Regions from separate parts of the Homo sapiens genome. Here region 2 is linked to region 1. Evidence: chromatin loops called from intact Hi-C (ENCODE). Cell type or tissue: CD4-positive, alpha-beta T cell. All regions are shown on one strand. Links, peaks and the distances in the headings refer to the core of each region. The heading gives the core; the rest is flanking DNA. Region 1 has its middle 11 kb from the start of CHST10. Region 2 has its middle 9.0 kb from the start of PDCL3.

Evidence for each region. Peaks named below come from ENCODE experiments on the same cell type or tissue, not always from the same donor. Only the 100,000 strongest peaks of a DNase experiment are listed, where the experiment ranks them.
Region 2: it touches region 1 in a loop (3-fold over the local background); 56 of 110 quality-filtered maps call a loop at or near these places.

What each region holds. Positions count from the first base shown.
Region 1 is chr2:100,425,005-100,432,107 of GRCh38, reverse strand. It overlaps the pseudogene RALBP1P2. Among named protein-coding and RNA genes, the nearest start is that of CHST10, 11 kb to the right of the region's middle. In CD4-positive, alpha-beta T cell, for the core only: CTCF peaks have their summits at 4,014 and 4,235; a DNase peak (open chromatin) is centred at 4,277.
Region 2 is chr2:100,550,355-100,557,551 of GRCh38, reverse strand. No RefSeq gene overlaps it. Among named protein-coding and RNA genes, the nearest start is that of PDCL3, 9.0 kb to the left of the region's middle. In CD4-positive, alpha-beta T cell, for the core only: no CTCF peak of the experiment used is centred there; a DNase peak (open chromatin) is centred at 2,551; H3K27ac peaks cover 675 bases.

The sequences.
Region 1 (7,103 bases), core at 2,104-7,103:
AAAACCGCCAAAAAGTATTTTTTTTTTTTGAAACGGAGTCTTGCTCTGTCGCCCAGGCTGGAGTGCAGTGGCGTGATCTTGGCTCACTGCAACCGCCACCTGCTGGTTCAAGTGATTCTCCCTTCTCAGCCTCCCGGGTAGCTGGAATTACAGGAGCATGCCACCACACCAGGCTAATTTTTGTACTTTTAGTAGAGACAGGGTTTCACCATGTTGGTCAGTCTGGTCTCGAACTCCTGATCTCAGGTGATCTGTCTGCCTTGGCCTTCCAAAGTGCTGGGATTACAGGCGTGAGCCACCATGCCCAGCCTGCCAAAAAGTTTTCCAAAGCAACTGCACCATTTTACATTCTCACCAGCAATGTGTAAGGGCTCCATTTTCCACAACTCACCAACACTTGTTATTGTCTTTTGTCATTATAGCCATCCTAGCTGGGGTGGAGTGGTATTTCATTGTGATTTTCATTTGCATTTCCCTACTTATGAATGATGTTCAGCAGCTTTACATGTGCTTATCAGCCATGTGTATATCTTCTTTGGAAAATGTCTATGCAGACCCTTTACCCATATTTAAATTGGGCTATTTGTCTTTTTATTATTACACTGTAAGAATTCTGTAGATATTCTAGATGTTAGTCCTTTACCATATTGCTATAGTTTGGATGTTTGTCCCCTCCAAAACTCATGTTCAAATGTGATCCCCAATGTGGGAGGAGGGGCCTAGTGTGAGATGTTTGTGTCATGGGGGTGGATCCCTCATGAATGGCTTGGTGCCCCCCTCATGGTAATGAGTGAGTTTCCACTCTATGAGTTCATGTGTGATCTGGTTAAAAAGAATTGAGGATCTCCCCGCTCTCTCTCTTGCTCCTTTTCTCACCGTGTGACATACCTGCTCCCCCATCACCTTCTACCATGAATAAAAGTTTCCTGAGGTTCTGACCAGAAGCAGATGCTAGCACCATGCTTGCCAGCCCCACGCTTGAACAGCCTGCAGAACCATGAGCCAAAATAAACCTCTTTTCTTTATAAATCATCCAGTCTCAGGTATTCCTTTACACCAATGCAAAATGGACTAATACACATATATATGATTTGCAAAAAAAAAATTCTGTGGATTTTCTCTTCATTTTCCTGATAGTATCCTTTGAAGGACAAATTTTTTAAAATTTATCTATTTTTTCTTTTGTTGCTTGTGCTTTTGGTGGCATATCTAAGAAGATACTGTCTCACCCAAGGTTATAAGATTTATGCCTGTGTTTTTACTAGATTTTTAGTTTTAGCTCTTGTTAAGTCTATGGTCCATTTTGAGTTAATTTTTGTGTAAGTGTGAGAGAGGCATCTAAATTCATTCTTTTGCATGTGGATATCCAGTTGTCTCAGTACCATCTATTGAAAAAGCTATTCCTTTTTTATTTTATTGTCTTAGCACTCCTGTTGGAAACCAATTGGCCATAAATGGCTTATTTCTGGACTCTCAATTCTATTCCACTGATTTATATATCTGTTCTTATGCTGTTACCACACTGTCTTGATTACTGTGGCTTTGTAGTATATTTTAAGATCAGGAAGTGTGATTCCTCAGACTTTGATCTTCCTTTTGAAGATTGTTTTGGCCACTCTGAGTGTCTTACATTTTCATGTGAATTTTAGCTTCAGATTGGCTATTTCTACCAAGAAGCCAGCCGGAATTTTGATGAGGATTGCAATAAAGTTGTAGATCAATATGGAGAGTATATCTTAACAGTATTAAGTCCTCTGATATATGAACATGGGATGCATTTACATTTATTTAGGTATTCTTTAATTTCTTTCAAAAATATTTCTAGAGTATATGTTTTGAACCTCTTTTTGTTAAATTTATCCCTAATAATTTTATTCCCTTATATGCTATTTTCAATATAATCATTTTCCCAATTTCATTTTCAGGTCATTCTTTGCTGGTCTATAAAAATACAATTGTTTTATATCTTGACCTTATAGCCTACAATTTTCCTGAACTCATGTATTAGTTCTAATAGTTTTCTGGTGGAGACTTTGGGATTTTCTACATGCAAGATTATGCCATCTGCAAATAGAGATAGTTTAACTTCTTCTTTTCCAATACAGATGCTTTCTTTTTCTTGCCTAACTGTCATAGCTAGAGCCCCAATAAAATGTTGAAAAAAACTGATGAAAGCAGAATCTTGAATAGACATGATGAAAACAGACATCCTTGTCTTGTTCCTGATCTCAGAGAGAAAGTTTTTAGTCTTTTCTCATTGATGTTATTTGTGGGTTTTTGTAGATCACGTTTATCAGTTTGAGGAAGTTGCCTTCTATTCCTAGTTTGTTGCATGTATTTATCATGAAGGGAGTTAAATTTTGTCAACTGCTTTTTCTGATTCTATTTAGTCATATGATTTTGTCCTTTGACCTACTGATATATATTAACACAACCTTTAATTCCTGGATACAATCCACTTGGCTATAGTATATAATTCTTTAATATGTTGCTGGATTCAGTTTGCTTGTATTCTGTGGAGAGTTTTTGTGTCTATAGTCATAAGTGGTATTGGTTTCTTGTTTTCTTGTGATGTATAAGTCTGGTATTGGTATCAGGGTAATACTGACCTCAGAGAATGGGTTGGGATGTGATATGGTTTGGCTGTGTCCTCACCCAAATCTCATCTTGAATTGTAGCTTACATAATTCCCTCATGTTGTGGGAGGGACCCAGTGGGAGATAACTGAATCATAGGGGCAGTTTCCCCTCACTGTTCTCGTGGTAGTGAACAAGGCTAATGAGATCTGATGGTTTTATAAGGGGAAACCCCTTTTGCTTGGCTCTCATTCTCTTCTCTTGTCTGCCGCCATATGAGATGTGCCTTTTGTCTTCCGAGGTGATTATGAAGCCTCCTCAGCCACATGAAACTGTGAGTCCATTAAGGCTCTTTCTTTTGTATATTGCCCAGTCTCAGGTGTGTCTTTATCAGCAGCATGAAAATGGATGAATACAGGATGTATTTCATCCTCTTGTTTTTTAGAAGCGTTTGTGGGTGCTGGTATTAGTTCTTTTTTAAATGTCTGGTAGAATTTAACAGTGAAGTTAAGTGGGCTGTGTCTTTACTCTATAGGAAAATTTTAAGTTACTAATTCAATCTCTTACTTCTTAAGGTTTGATCCAAATTTTTTATTTCATCTTGAGTTAATTTACCTGTTTGTTTCGCTAGGAATTTGTATATTCCATTAGGTCCTCTAATTTGTTGGCACACAATTGATCTATGACCTTTTTTGTTTCTGTAAGGTTTGTAATAATGCTCCTTTTTTCAATCTTGATTTTAGTAATTTGATTCCTCTTTTTCTTGGTCAGTCTAGGCAAAGGTGTATCAATTTTGTTGATCTTTTCAAAAAACCAACTTTTCATTAGTTGATTTTCTCTATTGTTTTCCTATTTTCTCCTTCATTTGTTTCTACTCTTTATTATTTCTTCATCTTGCTTTGAGTTTAATTTGCTATTCTTTTTATAGTTTTTTAAGGTGAAAGATTAGGTTGGATTTCAGATTTTTTTCTTTTTAAAAGTTGACATTGACAGCTATAAATTTCTGAACATTGCTTTCAGTGCATCCCAATAAGTTTTGGTATGTGGTACTTTCATTTTCATTCATCTGAAAGTATTTTCTAATGACATGGCTTGGCTGTGTCCCCACTCAAATCTCATCTTAAATTCCCACTTGTTGTGGGAGGGACCCAGTGGGAGTTAATTGAATCATGGGGGCAAGTCTTTCCCGTGCTGTTCTCGTGATAGTGAATAAATCTCACGAGATCTGATGGGTTTTTTTTTTCTTTTTCCCAAATGGCTGAATTTATTTGCTTGATCAATAATGGTTCTGGCAAAAATGAGTTAAGCAATGCTGAGACATTCGTAATGAAATACTAATTTTAAAAATCCATGACACCTTGATAGAAATTAGAGTTTACACAAACAAAAAAGGAACCTTCAATATTGCCAGCAGGTATAAAGTGAATGTACTGAGACTGACAGGACAGCAAGAAGGTATTTGCACATTTATATCTGACACCTGACCATACTTTCAGTCACCAGAATATCTTCTCTCCAGATTTAAAAAATAGTATGCTGATTTCTATAACAAAGCTTTTTTTTCGTACAAAAATCAAATAATGGCCAACGAGTCACAACAGTGCAATAGGTAGAGGATTAAAAACTGCATCAAAGAGGTGCTGAAAATAAATACTACCTAGGAGGAGGAGGAGAGCGCCCTCGTGTGGGGTTTGTTTTCATTTCCTTGAGTGGGTGTGGGGTTTGTCTTCTGAGCCAGGAGCCTGGCCTGTCTCGCGGGTGCTGTTCACTCTGACAGAGTGCGCCTGCAGCACGTTGCCTCCAGAGCCCGGCCTCCCAGAAGCTTCAGAGCATCAGAGCATCCATTTCAGCAGATGGACCAGAAACAAGAAAATGGGACGGGGTGAATCACAACTATCATTCAAAGGAAAGGAATTTTTTTATTGCTCGATCTTGTCAATTGGGAGTCCACTAGTAGGTTCACTGAGACGATATGGATAGTATCAAACTTTTGTTTAAGAGCATATATATGGCTTATTCAGGCAAGAAGACGTGTACATTCTAGCCCAAGCAAGCAGAGTCATTCTGTTTTTAAGAAAGGTCAGTCATTTAAAAGATTTCTGGTTTGAGCAACATCCTCTGTGGATGCACCAGGCCAAGGAGACTATCTTTGATCAACCCAGTGAGAAGGCCTTTGCTGGTCCCCACAGTAAGAAACCGGCGGGAACGGGCGGCCTCTCGGCTGGCCTGCGCTGCCCGGGGTGGATGGGCTGGCTCCGCAGGCAGCCCGTCTGCGGCCAGATAGGCCGTCCTGGTGACTCTGGCTTATGGACTGTGGTTTAGAACTGCAGAAGGAGAGAGTTAGGAGGGTGGACCAGGGAACACCCACCATGCACTGCTCTGACCACTCAGAGAACCTGAGGTAGTTCCCCCATAGGGATCTGCACCAAGGTGTTGAAGGCACAAGCAAGAGTGAAGGTACCAGAGATCACGGAGGGCGCAGCACTGACCTGGTGTGGTTCCCCACTTGAATGATCCTGATTCTGCTGTGATAAAAAAGCAAAGAAAGACGATTTGTGGTTTAAAAAGAAGCCACTCAAGGGTTAAAATAGTTATTTCAAGTTAAGGAAGAAAATTAAAATCTTCAAATATGCTGACACTACCTGGAAAACTCATCTGTCCCTAAAGCCCACAATGCATCCCCTGCTTCGTCCTCCCATAGAACCTAAGCCTGACGCGAAGGAGTCAGACGTGTGACCGAGGAAGAGTCTGAGAAGAGAAGACACCTTTACAGAATGTACAGCGAGAGAGCCAGCCTGGCCCCCGGGTTACAGTAAGATGCATGAGTCCTTTCAGTCTCACGGACTCCGGATGGCCACGGAGGCTGCTCAGATGGACGTCTCCTTCCTGTGCCTGCTGGGCAATGGCTTTGCCGGCTTCTTGCCTGCCTTTGGTGGCTATTTAGCTGCTACTGGCTCGAGGATGCCATTCTTGGGCGTCTGGATGGCACCTCCGCGCCACTCGGGCTCCTCGTCCTCCTGCGCCTGCTGCTTGGCCCTGTCTGGCTGCAACTGGAGCAGCCAGGGCTGCATGCGCGGCTCGATGACGGCCTCACTCTCCTCGTGAATTGCTTGATTCAAATGGTTGTTCTTTATTTCCAGCTCTTCGTTCTGTCTCTGTAAATCTTCCAGAATGATCTGCAGCTCCTCCTCATCCTCACTCTCGCTCTCGGAGGAGTACTCCTCAGTCTCGCTTAGGCCCTGCTGCTGGTGACTCTGAATTTCCGCAGTCTCGGCTCTGAGGCACTCAATCTCTTCTTTTTCTGAGGCAATCTGCCGGCGCAGAAACTGCTCCATGCCCAGGAGCTCCTCCTGTTTAGTCAGGATCTCTTTCTCCTGAACAAGGAGAATATTTATAACTTCTTCATTTTCATTCATCTTTTTTTTTGGAAACAGCCTCTTTTGAAAGACTGGCTATCTCTTGTGCAATCTTGGTTTCACACCCCTGTCTTTTAGCTTCTCTCAGTTTTCTTCTGAGAGCTGTCAAAATTCTTTGTACTTCCCATAATCTTTCTTCTTCAGACAAATCCTTTATCCCACCCTGCAGATCTTGATGTAAACAATTCAAAAGCAACTCCTGTATCCTGATCTCCTCCTTGAAGCCTGCCTGGGTCTCTGGCAGCGTGGGCATCGTGGCCACGTTAGACCATCGCCGAGTTTTCGTCACTTGCTTTAGAACCACATTTCCAAAGAGTTCTTGCACATGTGTGAAGAACACATACAGGACTAGATTGCTGATCTGCACAGTTGGGCTGACCACTATATAAATGTTCTGTATATTCATTTTTGCTTCCAGTTCCTTTGTGATGACATGGTCCATGTGCACAACGAACAAAGAAATCAGAAGATAGTTACCTTCTGGCAGTTCTTTGAGTAAACGCTGGAATTCCTGCACTTTCTCAGTCTCTGTGGTCCTCCCATAAGCCTCTTCAAATCTAGGCATAAGCTCTTTGGTAAGCAAATTCTCCGGAAGATCTCACAAATACTGCTTCCGCAAACTGGCTACAGTGTTAGGGTCATATTCTTCCAAGTTTGTAGACTTCTCCTGGTCATAGGCTGCTTTTAGCTCATCCATCTTTGATTTAATTCCTGATACTCTGTAGATGCCTTCACACTTCATGCCATACTTCTCTACGTAATTCACGGAAAACGGCCAGCAGCCAAATGCCATCATATATCATGGTTCTCTCTACTGCACCAGCCAAAGGAATTCCAAAAATGGGTTTGAGACTTGGAACATCAATCTCAGGCACCTCTGGCTCCTGAAATGGCTTTTTCTTTTACTTCTTTTCCTTCCACTGTTTTAACTACATCAGCTGCTGTCAAGTCTTTTGACTTCTTTTTTTTTTTTTTTTTTTTTTACTTCTTCTCTTTTTTTCTTCTTTGTGCTTTTCTTCTTTATGCTTTTCTTCTTTGGGTTTCTTTTATTTTAAAATCCTTCTCCTTCTTTTTAGAAAAGCTGGGATTCTTGAACACATGGATTCCCTTG
Region 2 (7,197 bases), core at 559-5,558, 130 kb before region 1:
TTTGTAGCTAATTTCCACCAATCAACCTTTTTTTTGGTGTGTGTGCAAAGCTTTGGGATGGCTTTTACCAGATGTTGATTTTTTTCTCCTTACCTCTGGCAGTGTCTGTAACAATGTCAACTTTTCTTGATATGTTTGCACACATTTGCTCCCTGCAGAGACGGAAGACCTGGGTTTGGCCTGTCTGCCCTCCATACAGTGCCTGCTTGTTCCCCAGTCCCTTCTGGATTAGGTGTTTATGATCTCTCACAAAAGATAAATGGGTTTAATAAAACAGAGAGGAAGACAAATTCTAAAGTTATATACAATGTATGGATTTCTTAACAAGTACTAGAAATATGTTTCAACTTAGCTCAAGCACTCATAGTCATGTGACTCACGCCTAGACTTACATAGGACTCCTTCTATGCACAACTGCGTAAGACGTTACCCTTCCTTTACAAGAGCAATTTTCTAAGCAAAATACCTGGTATTAATGACCTTGTGCAAATTGCTGGAAAAGCTGCTGCAGCTGGTGTTGAAGTTTGATGACTGTAAGTCTTTGCCCTTATGGGATCTTGGACATAGAAATGATGTTATTAGCTCACAGTTCCTTCTCCTCCTTAAGGGGAACAGGCAAATAGAATAACACAACAAGCGATGTCAAAATTTCATTTCCTTCTAAGATAAAAGGCCTGTATGTAAAGATTCAGCTGAGTGGCAGTGGCTAAAAGAGCAATTTCAATGAGCTATCATTAAATGTGGGATTCCATGGCTACTGCCAAATACACTGGAATTCCATTTTTCAAATGCGATTTATGTTTGATCTTTAGACAACCATCTTCCCAAGATTTACTTGTGTGTAATTTCTCAGTGAAAAACTTCTCAGTGAAAAGGAAACTCCTTTCCCCTTCCTTTTGTCGAATTGTCTCTCATCCCTGATTTACTTGTATTAAAAAAAAGGAATTGGAAAGAGTGTGTGCTGGTGTGTTATTTAGCTGAGTTCTTGGCTGCTGGCTTCTATCCGTTTTCAGACTAGCTGAAAATTAAGATGATTAAGAGATGGCTGAAGGTACAACTAGATGCTAAAATAGTGTCTACAATAAAAACATCTGGAAGGTTGTAGAACTTTTAGGAGTGTTGAACCCAGTGAGGCAAACACTGAAATAAATGTCTATGGGAAGGTTTGGTAACCCATGATTATGGGCAGAGCTATTTTCCTAGAAAAAGTTTTTATTTTTTTATTTTTTTGAGACAGAGACTTGCTCTGTCACCCAGGCTAGAGTGCAGTGGCACGATCTCACCTCACTGCAACCTCCCCCTCCTGGGTTCAAGTGATTCTCCTGCCTCAGCCTCTTTAGTAGCTGGGATTACAGGCATGCACCACCACGCCCAGCTAATTTTTTGTAGAGATGGGCTTCACTATGTTGGCCAGGCTGGTCTCAAACTCCTGGCCTCAAGTGATATGCCTGCCTCAGCCTCCCAAAGTGCTGGGATTACAGGCGTGAGCCACCACACCCAGCCTGTTTTCACAGAAAGTTAATTGGCTATTGAAATTCAGCAGCACTGGCTGGGTGCGGCGGCTCACATCTATAATCCCAGCACCTTGGGAGGCCGAGGTGGGTGGATCATGGGGTTAGGAGTTCAAGACCAGCCTGGCCAACATAGTGCAACCCCGTCTCTACTAAAAATACAAAAGTTAGCCGGGTGTGGTGGCGAGTGCCTGTAGTCCCAGCTACTCGGGAGTCTGAGGCAGGAGAATCACTTGAACCCGGGAGGTGGAGATTGCAGTGAGCCAAGATCACGCCACTGCACTCCAGCTTGGGCAACAGAATGAGACTCTGTCTCAAAATGAAAAAAATAAATAAATAAATAAAAGAAAGAATTCAGCAACAATTTTCTAGGAAAAGAAACAAAATGAAAATACAGTACAGCTTTTGATTTTAAGAGCAGTTCACTATGTAGGCTTTTGTAGCTTTCATAAGGAGTGGTTCACCAACCTTGGTGCATGTAAAAATTACTTAAGGAGTGTTAAAAATGTAGATTCCAAGTCCTTTTCCCAGAGTTTCTGATTCTGCAGGTTGCTGGGGTACAGCCCAGCAACCTGCCTCTTGGATAACTATTTCAGGTGATTCAGGTATTGGTGGTCTTTAGACCACATTATGTTTAATACTACTTCGATGTTTCACTGAAATTCTATTTGATCTTTTAAAAATAGTCCAGACTATCGTAAGCATTTTCCATGTCATTATATAACGTCAAGTAGAAAAAAGCAGGTATAAGTAGGAGATACGATATAGTATTACTACAACACCTAAAACAGTGTCTCCTTCAAATGAAATCAGTATACAAAACATTACCTCACTTGTGTCAGATTTGTGGTGGACAGTCATGGACCCATTTGTTCTCCTTCCCTATTTCCAACCAGCAGAAATTTACTAGGGGACTGAGACCCACAAACTAATTATTGCCACTTCCCTCCTCGCTGGCCTCCTGCGAGGTTCTGATTCTGGGAAGCAGGGTGAGAGGAGTGGAGGCGGGGAGGCGAGGCACTTCCTGTTTCTGAATTTTGTGGGCACCCCTCCCTCCAGCAGCAGCAGCACAGAGAGGGCCCCAAGCATCCTTTCTCATGCCCAGCAGCGCCTCTCCATGGTTGCGGGACCAGCCTAGTGCCCCACCTTGGCTGTCCTAATACTCCTTAGAGCCCACCCTACAGTAAGCAAACTTCCAGGTCATTCCAGATTCTTGGAACACCATCCCTTCCCTTTTGTTCTACCTAGCCCTAAGGATGATAGGTGCTTTCTGCAGTTACTAATCTTGGAGTTTATCCCCAATTTTGGAGGTGGGGCCTGGTGGAAGGTGATTAAATCATAAGGGTGGTTTAGCAACATTCCTTTGGATGCTGTTCTCTTGATAGTGAGTTCTTGTGAGATCTGGTTGTTTCAAAGTGTGTAGCCCTCCCCTCTCTATTTCTCTGACTCCTGCTCCTGCCATGTAAGACACTCACTCCATCTCTGCCTTCCACCATGATTAGAAGCTTCCTGAGGCCTCCCCAGAAGCAGATGCCGCCGTGCTTCCTGTACAGCCTGCAGACCCAAGAGCCAATTAAACCTCTTTTCTTTATAAATTATCCAGTCTCAGATATTTCTTTATAGCAATGCAAGAAAGGACAAATACACCTAGTGTATCTTCGTTTTTCCTCCCTGGACCCTGACTAACATAGTGAAATGATGGCCATTTAGTTTCTCTAGTTTTTCACTTTTTTTGGTATGTCTGTATTGCTTTATTTTAAAATAACAGCTTTATGGAGATAAAATTCTCATGGCATAAAATACACTGTTTTAAGAGTACAATTCAGTAGTTTATAGTGTATTCTCAATGTTGTGCAACTATTACCACTCTCTAATTCCAGAGAGATCCTGTGCCTGTTGGCAGTCTCACCTCCCCATGTATCCTTTCCCCAAGACAGCCATTATTCCCCGCTGGCAGCCATTACTCTACTTTCTGTCTCTGTGGATTTGCCTATCCTGTGTAAAATGGAATGATACATATGTGGCTTTTTGTATCTGGCTTCTTTGATTTAAAATAATGTTTTGAGGTTCACTCATGTTGCAGCATGTTTCAGTACTTCATTTCTTTTTATAGCCAAATGACATTCCGTTGTCTGGATAGACCATGTTTTGTTTATCCATTCGTCAGTTGATGGGCAGTTGGGTTATTTACACTTTTTGGCTATTATGAGTAATGCTGCTATGAACATTCACATAAAAGTTTTTGTGTGAGGCCAGGCATGGTGGCTCACACCTGTAATCCCAGCACTTTGGGAGGCTGAGGCAGGTGGATCACCTGAGGTCTGGAGTTCAAGACCAGCCTGGCCAACACAGTGAAAGCCCGTTTTACTAAAAATACAAAAATTAGCTGGGCGTGGTGGCCGGTGCCTGTAGTCCCAGCTAATCAGGAGGCTGAGGCAGGAGAATCACTTGAACCCGGGAGGTGGAGGTTGCAGTGAGCCGAGATCACGCCACTGCAGTCCAGCCTGGGCGACAGAGTGAGACTCTGTCTCAAAAAAAAAAAAAAAATTTTTATGTGAATACATGTTTTTAATTCTTTTGGGTATATGCCTAGAAGTGGAATTGTTGGGTCATATGGTAATTCTGTGTAACTTTGAAGAGTTTTGTTTCCCAAAGCCGATGCCCCATTTTACATTCCCACCAACATTGTATCAGGGTTTAAATTTCTCCACATCTGTGTTAGTACTTGTTACTGTCCATCTTTTTGAGTATAGCTGTCCTGGTGGGTGGAAAGTGGCATTTCATTATAGTTTTGATTTGCATTTCCTCACTGAATAATGATGTTGAGCATCTTTTCATGTGCTTAGTGGCCATATGAATATCTTTTTTTAGGATAATGTCTTTTGCAATCTTTTGCCCATTTTAAAATTGAGTTATTTGACTTTTCATATTGAATTATAAGAGTTTTGAGCCTAGGCAAGGTGCGGTGGCTCACGCCTGTAATCCCAGCACTTTGGGAGGCCGAGGCGGGCAGATCATGAGGTCAGGAGTTCGAGACCAGCCTGGCCAACATAGTGTAAACCCGTCTCTATTAAAAATACAAAAAATTAGCCAGGCATGGTGGCAAGTGCCTGTAATCCCAGCTACTTGGGAGGCTGAGACACATGCAAAAGAATAAAGTTGGATTCCTGCCTCATACAGTATACAAAAACTAACTTAAAATGGATCACAATCCTAAAAGTAAGAGCTAAAGCTATAAAACTCTCAGAAGAAAATATAGGTGTAAATATTCATGACCTTGGGTTAGGTAAGAGTTTCCTAGATATGATATTGAATGCGCAAGCAATAACAACAACAAAATTAGGTAAACTGTCTACGGCCATACCACCCTGAATGTGCCTAATCTCATCCAAAATTAGGTAAACTGGGGATCATCAAAATTAAAAGATTAGCTGGGCACAGTGGCTCACACCTGTAATTCCAGCACTTTGGGTGGCCAAGGTGAGTGGATCACTTGAGGTCAGGAGTTCAAGACCAGCCTGGCTGACATGGTGAAACCTAGTCTCTACTAAAAATAAAATTAGCTGGCTGTGGTGGTGGGTGCCTGTAATCCCAGCTACTCGGGAGGCTGAGGCAGGAGAACTACTTAAACCTGGGAGGTGGAGGCTGCAGTGAGCCAAAACTGCACCAGTGCACTCCAGCCTGAGTGACAGAGCAAGACTCCTTCTCAAAACACACACACAAAATTAAGATATCTTGTGCTTCAAAGGAGAGAAACTGAAAAGAAATCCCACAGAATGGTAGAAAAATTTTGCAAATCATATATCGATGAAGGACTAATATCCAGAATATATTTTAAAACTCTCTCTCTCTCTCTATATATATATATACACATATATATGTATACCCACGTGTGTGTGTGTGTGTATATATGTATACATACATATATATATATATATATATATATATATATATATATATATATATATATTTTTTTTTCTTTTTTTAGATGGAGTCTTGCTCTGTAGCCCAGGCTGGAGTGCAGTGGTGAGATCTTGGCTCACTGCAAGCTCCGCCTCCCAGGTTCAAGCCATTCTCCTGCCTCAGCCTCCTGAGTAGCTGGGACTACAGGCGCCTGCCACCATGCCCGGCTAATTTTTTGTATTTTTAGCAGAGATGGGGTTTCACCGTGTTAGCCAGGATGGTCTCGATCTCCTGACCTTGTGATCCACCCACCTCGGCCTCCCAAAGTGCTGGGATATGTATATATTTTTTGAGACAAGTGAAGTAACTCAGGAATGGAAAATCAAACATTGTATGTTCTCACTCATAAGTGGGAGCTAAGGTATGAGGACCCAAAGAATAATACAATGGACTTTGAGGATTCAGGGGCAGGAGGCAGGTGAGGGCTGAAAGACTATACATTGGGTACAGTGTAAACTGCTCGGGTGATGGGTGAACCAAAATCTCAGAAATCACCACTAAAGAATTTATTCATGTAACCAAACACCACCTGTTCCCCAAAAACCTATTGAAATTAAATAAATAAATAAATAAATAAATAAATAAATAAATAAATACATGCAAGCCTTTAACAACCCTACGAGGTTCTAGGGGGACAGCGTCACTTCTCTCTATTATCATGGCTTCCTTGGCCATTCCAACTGTGCATCCCAGTTGTCTTGCCCATCTTTTTCCGGGGGTTCCTCCCTTTCGTGGTACTCTCTTTTGCTCTGAATCACATACTTGAATTATCTCTGTGCCAGCAAGCTCCCAGACCACTCTTCCACTTCAGCTCAGTTATGACAATAATCTCTTCCTGGTTTTCCTTTTGCACCGTGGCTCCCTACTCTTAACAGACCCACTGCCCCCTAGGTAACAAGGATGTATGCCCTCCATCCTAATCTGAAATGAAGTCTATAGATATCATAATTACATGCAAAACAATTTTTAAAAAATCAACATACTGCCTCCAGGCGCGGTGGCTCACACCTGTAATCCCAGCACTTTGGGAGGCTAAGGCAGGTGGATCACGAGATCAGGAGTTCAAGACCAGCCTGACCAACATAGGTCAAGGTGGGTGGATCATGAGGTCAGGAGTTCAAGACCAGCCTGGCCAACATAGTGAAACCCCGTCTCTACTAAAAATACAAAAAATTAGCTAGGCATGGTGGTGGTCGTCTGTAATCCCAGCTACTTGGGAGGCTGAGGCAGGAGAATCACTTGAACCCGGGAGGCAGAGGTTGCAGTGAACGGAGATTGCATCACTGTACTCCAGCCTGGGCAACAGAGTGAGACTCTGTCAAAAAAAAAAAAAAATCAACATACTGCCTTAAGTATAAAGTAGAATGGTAAATTTTCAGTATGCAAATCCTGTAGCACAACTATACTAGAATACACAATCAAGTCATCAGGAGATTATATAAATTTCTAAGGGAAAATATTCATTTTTCTTTACTTCAAATACTTTGAAATAAGAGCTACATAAGCACATTTGTCTATACACAAGTAGAATCACTGTGACTACCACTGGTACTAATGCAGACTAACACTATGTTACTTTGGTAACTGAAATATGAGAGAATGACTTGATTTTCTAAAATAGTGAACAACTTGGTAAAATTCCAAAGTACAATTTACCCTCAATGTAAAAGAAAGTTGTTTTCCTAGAAAATTTGGTGTATACCTAGAAAAATTCAGTTAAAAC